3 separate regions of the Homo sapiens genome follow, and regions 1 and 2 are each linked to region 3. The links are chromatin contacts, found by Hi-C or POLR2A ChIA-PET in ENCODE. All regions are on one chromosome and are shown on one strand. The core of a region is the stretch at or near the end of the contact, and the rest is flanking DNA. Distances in the headings are between cores, read along the strand shown. Region 1 holds the start of TNFRSF17 (TNF receptor superfamily member 17). Region 2 holds the start of TXNDC11 (thioredoxin domain containing 11). Region 3 holds the start of BFAR (bifunctional apoptosis regulator).

The links. Hi-C counts contacts between places; a loop is a spot of excess contacts on that map. ChIA-PET counts read pairs that join two places held with the same protein, here RNA polymerase II (POLR2A). Pooled maps may share reads with other maps.
Region 1: a loop to region 3 is called in a map with no recorded cell type, with 8 times the contacts of the local background. The contact joins the promoter of TNFRSF17 here to the promoter of BFAR in region 3. A Hi-C loop is called at or near these places in 1 of 168 maps with a recorded cell type or tissue (ascending aorta), 2 of 37 single-sample maps with no recorded cell type and 7 of 50 pooled maps.
Region 2: a loop to region 3 is called in a pooled map, with 13 times the contacts of the local background. The contact joins the promoter of TXNDC11 here to the promoter of BFAR in region 3. A Hi-C loop is called at or near these places in 1 of 37 single-sample maps with no recorded cell type and 10 of 50 pooled maps. POLR2A ChIA-PET finds 5 or more read pairs at or near these places in 1 of 52 experiments (AG04449).

The regions. Positions count from the first base shown.
Region 1 is chr16:11,963,905-11,966,609 of GRCh38, forward strand. TNFRSF17 (TNF receptor superfamily member 17) reads left to right here and starts at 1,306. Exons shown (of 3, transcript NM_001192.3): 1 at 1,306-1,550; 2 at 2,291-2,437. The coding sequence starts at 1,421. It also overlaps a transcript of NPIPB2 not described here. RefSeq lists enhancers at 854-973, 1,094-1,533.
Region 2 is chr16:11,741,277-11,744,417 of GRCh38, forward strand. It overlaps TXNDC11 (thioredoxin domain containing 11), which reads right to left and starts at 1,581. Exons shown (of 12, transcript NM_015914.7): 1 at 1,201-1,581. The coding sequence starts at 1,454. TXNDC11-AS1 (TXNDC11 antisense RNA 1) reads left to right here and starts at 1,738. Exons shown (of 1, transcript NR_186412.1): 1 at 1,738-3,141. RefSeq lists silencers at 1,029-1,698, 1,561-2,083.
Region 3 is chr16:14,631,456-14,634,375 of GRCh38, forward strand. BFAR (bifunctional apoptosis regulator) reads left to right here and starts at 1,496. Exons shown (of 8, transcript NM_016561.3): 1 at 1,496-1,563. RefSeq lists enhancers at 941-1,508, 1,509-2,078.

The DNA of each region.
Region 1 (2,705 bases), core at 56-2,555, 2.7 Mb before region 3:
CATGTCTGTAGTCCCAGCTACTTGGAAGGCTGAGGTGGGCAGATCACCTGAACCCAGGAGGTGGAGGCTGCAGTGAGCTGTGATTGTGTCACTGCACTCAGCCTGGGAGACAGAGTGAGACTCTGTCAAAAAAAAAAAAAAAGGCAAATTCAAGTGATCCATTTATGTAAACAGAAAAATGCACTATATAAATGTATCTATCTAGAATTCAGGGATCGGTGAAACAAAAGACATCGCATCGGCAGGTCTGTTTGCAACTTCTGGGATACACCAGGTGTTAGCGGTGATGACTTCTGGATGCTTGGACTGTGGATTTTTAAAATGGTTTTATCTGCTCATCTGTATTTCTAAATTTTCAACAATGGAACATAGATTATTGTATTATTATTATAATACCCCAAACCTATCTTCCTCTCAGCCCTCTTTCCACGAGCTCTTACCCTAAATGTCTCTTTTTCTGTCAGTGGCATTGTGCGTCTTCCTTAGTGCATCACCTCTGATCTTCCTGTAGAATTTTTTTTTTTTTTGAGATAGAGTCTTGCTTTGTCACCCAGGCTGGAGCGCAGTGGCCTGATCTTGGCTTACTGCAAACTCCGCCTCCTGGGTTCAAGCACGTCTCCCTGCCTCAGCCTCCTGAGTAGCTGGGATCATAGGTGCCTGCCACCATGCCTGACTAATTTTTGTATTTTTAGTAGAGACGGGGTTTCACCATGTTGGCCAGGCTGTTCTGGAACTCCTGACCTCAAGTGATCCACCTGCCTCGGCCTCCCAAAGTGCTGGGATTACAGGAGAGCGCCACGGCGCCCAGCTTACACCAGACTACTTTTTAAAATGTTTTTGTAAAGTCAGGGTTTCGCCATGTTGCCCAGGCTGATTTTGAACTCCTGGGCTCAAGCAATCCTTTTGCCTTTTGACTCCCAAAGTCCTGGGATTACAGGTGTGAACCCCTGCAGCTGGCCTCAATGTTAAGATCTTAAGGGGCACAGCACAGACCTTGTCTTGTCTATCTCCCTGGCACCTCTCACAGAGTACAGCTTATTAACAGATGTTCCAGAAACTGTTACTGAACATTCGGCTTGATGCTGTGGGCTTGTCTGCATCTTGCAACTGTCACCTGGCTGAGAAATTTCTTCTATAAATAAGCAGTTTCTGTTTCAGATGTGATATGCCCTGATATTTACACCCTGTCTCTTACCCCATCCAAGACTCAAACTTAGAAACTTGAATTAGATGTGGTATTCAAATCCTTAGCTGCCGCGAAGACACAGACAGCCCCCGTAAGAACCCACGAAGCAGGCGAAGTTCATTGTTCTCAACATTCTAGCTGCTCTTGCTGCATTTGCTCTGGAATTCTTGTAGAGATATTACTTGTCCTTCCAGGCTGTTCTTTCTGTAGCTCCCTTGTTTTCTTTTTGTGATCATGTTGCAGATGGCTGGGCAGTGCTCCCAAAATGAATATTTTGACAGTTTGTTGCATGCTTGCATACCTTGTCAACTTCGATGTTCTTCTAATACTCCTCCTCTAACATGTCAGCGTTATTGTAATGCAAGTAAGTAATATTGCTTGAACGATTATTCATTGGTGTGAACTATTCTGTCTATATGGACTGCTTATTCAGAGAATCAACATAATGGGCATGATGGTGAGTTTTCTTGAATCAAAAAGAGAAAGGAAGCAAGGCAGTGATTTTAATGTTTATGGAAACAAAGTAATTATTTGGAACTGAACTTGATATGATTCAGCACTATTAGCAACATAGATTTTTTTTAAAAATCAGCTCTTCTAATTAAGTGATATTTAGAATTTAAAAGTCAATGTTCATTAATTAAGGTGATTGAATGGAAATAATCCATACTTGATTATTTTGCTATCAAAACAATCCATAATTCATTATTTTAGCAAAATAATCAAGTATGACAGCCGGGTGCGGTGGATGGCTCACACCTGTAATCCCAGCACTTTGGGAGGCCGAGGTGGGTGAATCACCTGAGGTCGGCAGTTTGAGGCCAGCCTGGCCAACCTGGTGAAACCCTGTCTCTACTAAAAATACAAAAAATTAGCTGGGCATGGTGGCACAGGTCTGTAATCCCAGCTACTCGGGAGGCTGAGGCAGGAGAATTGTTTGAACTTGGGAGGTGGAGGTTGCAGTGAGCCGAGATCGCGCCACTGCACTCTAGCCTGGGCAACAGAGCAAGACTTTGTCTCAAAATAAATAAATAAATAATAACAATAAAGTATGTGAATATTATGTTATCAGCTCATTATCTGTCTGATGTTCTTTTCATAAAGGTGTGACCAATTCAGTGAAAGGAACGAATGCGATTCTCTGGACCTGTTTGGGACTGAGCTTAATAATTTCTTTGGCAGTTTTCGTGCTAATGTTTTTGCTAAGGAAGATAAACTCTGAACCATTAAAGGACGAGTTTAAAAACACAGGTTGGTTTGATGGTGAATCTTTGAAATCTATTTCCAGGGGATGGCTATTGTGAGTTTCAGTTCCTTTTCTTTTTTTAGCGTTGACTATTTCACTTCGTTACAGCCCTTTCGAATGTGTTAGAACATTGTTACATTAAATGAACTTGGTAGAGGTGAGCCATCTTCATTCTGATTTTGACACCTTGGCAGATTTTCTACAATGTCAGTCTTCTCCAGGATTCTTCCACTGTTAATTACTCTATTGAAAGTACTAAGGCTTTCTTGGGAA
Region 2 (3,141 bases), core at 331-2,830, 2.9 Mb before region 3:
CAATACAGATCTTATAAACTGGAATCCCAAAAGACCCACTGTGGATTTGGGAGACCAGAAGTACACCTGAAATATACAGCAAATTTTGTATGTGTGTACATTCCTGAAAAGACACACATGAACTTTCATGTTCCTACCCCCTACACCCCAGCCTACTGTCAGGCCTTTTTATCAATTCCAGGGAAACACCAAGCTTGCCCAGCCTCAGAAACTCTGCATTTGCTGTTCGCTCTACCGTGGACACGCTCCCCCGGGATCTTCCCAGCGCTGGTCCCTTCTCCTTTTTGTATAAGCTTCAAATGTCACTTCCTTAGGAAGTCTTTCCCCACCGCCATCGTTTCTATGCCCTGCATAGCACTGAAGCTTTAAAAAATTATATTTACTTGTTCACTGTCCCATCCACTCAAGGGAGCAAAAAGTTCACCCGGACGAGCGTCCGGCACATAGTAGGTGCAGATAAATAATCGTTAGATCAGGCCGGGTGCGGGGCTCTCGCCTGTAATCCCAGCACTTTGGGAGGCCGAGACGGGTGGATCACGTGAGGTCAGGAGTTCGAGACCAGCCTGGCCAACGTGGTGAAACTCTGTCTCTACTAAAAATACAAAAATTAGCCAGGCGTGGTGGCGCGCGCCTGTAATCCGAGCTACTCAGGAGCTGAGGCAGAAGAACCCCTTGAACCCGGGAGGCGGAGGTTTCAGTGAGCCGAGATCGCGCCACTGCACTCCTGCCTGGGACACAATGCGTGACTCCGTCTCAAAATAAAAATAATCGTTAGATCAATGAGTGCGGGAATTCTAAAAGGGGTCTGGAACTCTCGCAAGGTTGTGGATCACTACACCTGAAGCTTAAGGGGAATGAAATCGGTGAGAAATGAGGGTCCTACAGCCCGGGCCGAAGTGACAGGTCCACCCCTAGTGACTCCAACAGGTGAGGAGCACCCCCGACCCGCCTCCCTCGGCACTAAAGCGGGACGATAGGGCGCAGGGCTCCACCCGGAAGCCTCGCCATAATGTCCGCGGGCGGGCCGGGGCGAGGAGAAGGTGGGAAGCCGTGGCCGCAGGTTCCGGGAGGGGTCAGCCGTCCTGGGCAAGGTCAGGCCCGACTTCCCCGGCTGAGGCCGCTGCGACCCGGCCCTGCAGGCTCCAGGCGGCAGAGCAAGGGGAGCGCCCTAGCGGGGCCCCAGGGTCCGGGCCGCCTCACCTGCAGGTGAACTTGAGGGCGAGGAGCAGCGCGCAGCCGAGCGCCACGGCCCCGCAGAGCAGCTCCGGCCGCTGGCGCGCCATGAGGAAGGCGCCACGCAGCCCGCGACGGAGCCGGCCCGCCGAGGACGCTGTGGCCAGGGTCGGGCTCGAGCTGAGGCAGTCTGAGCCCGCGGGGCCGCCGCCGCCCCCTCCCTCGTCCTCGGCGTCCTCGCTGCTGCTGCTGCCGCCGCCGCGGCCTCCGCATTCCGACATTACATGCTCCCAGTCGCCGGCTTTATACCGCCGCCGCCGCCTCGGGCCCGAAGGCCCGGCCCGGCCCGTTGCTCCCCAATCCCGCAGCTCGCCGCACCCGCTAACCCGGACGCTCCACGTCAGCCGCGCCGCCGCCGCGGGGTCCGCCCCACCTCACACCCCAGAGCACGCAGCTCCGCCCACCGCTCACGGAGTCCGGGCGGGCACCGACACCGCCCAAATCCCCGCCCCCAACGGGCCACGCCCTGCACCCTACGTAAATGCACGGAAGCCTTCCCCGCCCGCAGCCCAGTCTTGGCCCCACCGGTCACGACCCCGCTCACGGAGTCTGCGCAGGCGCCGTCGCGGGGCGTGGAGAAGCTGCTCCCTTGGGATAAGGCCCGCGGGGAATACTTGGAACCTTGACACCGCTGTAGTCTGCTCTCGCCGCGCTGGGTTTTAGGAGCCGTAACGACAATAATCGTGTCCACCATTCTCACTACAGGCCCCGAAGCACGTAGGTGCCGTTTTTTATCCCAACTTAACTGAAGAAAAAAAAAACACGGCCGGGCGCGGTGGCTCAAGCCTGTAATCCCAGCACGTTGGGAGGCCAAGGCGGGCAGATTACATGAGACCAGGCGTTCAAGACCAGCCTGGCCAACATGGTGAAACCTCGTCTCTACTAAAAATACAAATATATTAGCCGGGCGTGGTGGCGGGCGCCTGTAATCCTAGCTGCTTGGGAGGCTGAGGCAGAGAATTGCTTGAACCCTGGAGGCGGAGGTTGCAGTGAGTGGAGATGGCGCCACTGCACTCCCGTCTGGGGGAGAGAGAGAGAGAGACTCTTGTCTCAAAAAAAAAAAAAGGACTTGTCCTCCAATGTCAATAACAACAAACTAGACAAATAAAACTTCGAGGGCATTAAGGCAATATGGTGTTATGCCACAAACAGAAGGCACAGCTAACGGCCAGTAGCTGAGACGCCACCTCTGCCACAGGTCAGCTATGTGACCCACGTGCAAATCTCATCACTTCCTGTCTGGTTCTGCTTCTGTGGATGTAGAATGGGGCAATCAATGGCTGTCTTGCTCAATTGGCCAGACATTTAATGTGTCAACCACCCAGGCCCAACATGTTGTGAGTTCATGTACACCGACCATTTTGCTATTTCTTTTCTATATGTCACTTTTTTTTTTTTTTTGGTTGTTTTTTGATACAGGGTCTTGTGTCACCCAGGCTGGAGTGCAATGGCGCAATCATAGCACACTGAAGCCTTGACAACCCCAGCTCAAGCGATCCACCCCCGTCAGCCTCCCAAGTAGTAGGCAACACAGATGTGTGCGACTACGCCCAGCTAATTTTTTTTTTTTGTGGAGACAAGGTCTCTCCATGTTGCCTAGGCTGGTCTTGAACTCCTGGGCTCAAGCGATCTTCCCCCTTCGACCTCCCAAAGCGTTAGGATTATGTAAAAGCATGAGTCACTGCGCCCACCTGTCACATCTTTTTGTTTCTTCTATACTGCCTTATTTTGTAGAAAGTAGCTATTTTCTCGTATAACATTAATTCCTTTATTTTTAACTTGTCCCTCATCTCTGTTTTGTGTTATTATTACCCTTATTATCTATGTTACAAACCCAACCATACAGTGTTAATCTTGTTTTAAAAAGCTGAGAAAAAATATATAGTTACAGAGTTTTTTTAACCTTCT
Region 3 (2,920 bases), core at 246-2,745:
ACAAAAGCCAACTATGAAAAGTTGGTTAGTGCCGGATGCGATGGCTCACGCCTGTGATCCTGGCACTTTGGGAGGCCGAGGCAGGCGGATTGCTTGAGGCCAGGAGCTCGAGACCAGCCTGGGCAACACGGTGAAACCCCATCTCTACTAAAATACAAAGAATTAGCCTGGCGTGGTGGCGCACCCCTGTAGTCCCAGCTACTCGGGAGGCTGAGGCAGGAGAACTGCTTGAACCCGGGAGGCGGAGGTTGCAGTGAGCCAAGATTGTGCCACTGCACTCCAACCTGGGCGACAGAGCGAGACTCCGTCTCCAAAACAAACAAACGAACAAAAGGAAAGTTGATTAGAAGACCTATTTTCAAAATCTATCTCAGCCACTTATTAGTTCTGGAATGCATTAAACCTTCCTAAACCTCAATTTCCTGGGATTGTATTGAGGCTCAGTGGTGCTAATGAATGTGAACTGGGAAGCAGCGTATTAATAAATCTGTATAAATAACTGTTTAATGGGGGCCTGGCGCCATGACTCACACCTGTAATCCCAGCGTTTTCGGGGGCTGAGGCAGGAGAATCGCCTGAACCCAGGAGTTCCAGACCAGCCTGGGGAAAAGAGCGAGACCCTGTCTCCATAAAAATAAAATGAAATTTTAAAATGAGCCAGGCGTGGTTGTGCACGCCCGTAGTCCCAACTATTCACGAGGCTGAGGTGGGATAATCGCTTGAACCCGGGAGGCGGAGGTTGCAGTGAGCCAAGATCGTGCCACTGTACGCCAGCCTGGCGGGTGAGAGTGAGACTCTGTCTCAAAAACAAACAACAACAACAAAACAAAACCAAATAATCAGCATAAGTTCTAGACGCTGTGACCTAGACGCTGGGAAGGGGCGAAACGTGGTGATAAGAAAACCATTTCAAGCTGTACGAGGTGGCTCACGCCTGTAATCGCAGCACTTTGTAAGGCTGAGGCAGGAGGATCCCTTGACGCCATATGTTCAAGATCAGCCTGGAAAACGCAGCGAGACCCCATCTCTACGAAAAAAAAAATATTTTAATAGAAATAAAAGTCATTTAATTCCGATTCTTAACACCGTAAATTGAACGTATAGTCCTGTGATTTTCTACATAAAATGTGAAGGCAAAAAATAACTGTAGAGAGTACGGTGCGGCCTTGTAATATTTTAATTTCTAGGCAAAGCTTGTATCCTCCGGATACAAGAACAGCCGCCCAGGAGGAGCGGAAACTGACACACACCCGTCACCCCTTGGGCTGTGACTGCCGAGCCCGGGTACTCGGTCTCTGGGTGAAGAGGAAGGGGCGGGACCGGCGGTATTACGCATGCGCCCACTTCCTCCGGCTGGGAGTGGCCGCTCTAGGCAGCGGGGAGGTCGCGGGGTTGAGGGGGGTTGTGAAAGGAGAGCGGCCTCTCCTCTATGGTCACGGGGCCGGGGCACGCTTCCCCCACTCTGTCTTGTTACTTCCGGTAGCGAAGCCTCTCCCTCTTCCTCTGCTCCCGCGGGGTCTGTGCTGAGAATAATGGCCCGGTTGGCCCGGGACGAGTGGAATGGTAAGCCGCGACACGGCTGGGGGGTGCTGAGGGGGCGACTCGGGCTTGATATCGGGGAGTGATGTGGAAGACGGAGCGGGAATCCCTTCTGCGGAGCCTCCCCAGCCGGGTCGTAGGAGGCGCGCGGGGCCTCTCCTCACGCAGGCCCGAGTCCTGAGCATCCCCACTCCTGGCCGCGGGGTTCGGACCCCAGCTTGGCCAACTGCGCTATCCCTTCCCGAGAGCCCCACGTCCGCACAGCCGGTCGCTGGGCCTCGCCTGCGTCCTTTCGGGGGTCAGGGTCAGAGCCACTCCCTCCTGGGGCTCCCTAGGGCGGGAAGGAGGAGGGGTCGCTTCCAAACACCTTGGAGGGGAACCACGGGGCGCCTGCCCGCCAGGAGCGCTTGCCACACCCTGCAACAGCCGGACCAGAATTGATGAGGCTTCTGATAGTCGCCACGCTGAGTTTACGGTCTAATTGTCGAGGCACGTTCCTGGCCTAAGGCGGAGCGATTGTGCCCATTCTTTAAAGTAGGGTGACCGAAGCGCAGAAGGGAGAAAGTGAAATCCCAAAGTCACACTGGGGCCAGGCAAGAACTCGGCTCTTCTGATTCTGCGACTTGCGGCTCGGAAATAACTTAGGCAAAAGAGAATTTTCTTTTTTTTCTTTTTAGAGACGGAGTCTTGCCCTGCCGCCCAGGCTGGAGTGCGGTGGAGCAATCTCGGCTCACTGCAACCTCCGCCTCCCAGGTTCAAGCGATTCTCTTGCCTCAGCCTTCTGAGTAGCTGGGATTACGGGCCCGCGTAACCACGCCCGGCTGATTTTTGTATTTTTAGTAGAGACGGGGTTTCACCATGTTGGTCAGACTGTTCTCGAACTCCTGGCCTCAAGTGACCCACTCGCCTCGGCCTCCCAAAGTGGGGAGATTACAGGCGTGAGCCACCGCGCCCGGCCGAGAATTGTCTTTTATTAAAAAAGCCGGCGGGAGGGGGCGACAGATGAGAGTCAGGTTGTGTCTAAACGGGGACCTTTGGAGGGGCAGGAGGCAGCATCCCAGCTTCCGCGGAAAACAGAGTGAGAGCCTAGACGCTGTTAAGCCCTCAACTGTCGCCATTGGGTCCTCCCCGCCGAAGCCCATTGGTCGGTCCTTTGCAAGGGGGGTGGTCTTGATGTCATGCTCCAAATCGCCAATAGGAAAGAGCTTTACTCTCTTCCCAGGACACACCCCCGAGCCGGCAGGGACTGCACGTGCTGATGGGGTTGTTTTGTTTGTTCTTGTCGCTGCTGTTTTCTCAACATCCAGCCTGGGTGTATCCTGACAGGTGTGCTCTGCATTTCCCTATATCCATAAACTTGATGGAGACATTGTATTTCTCC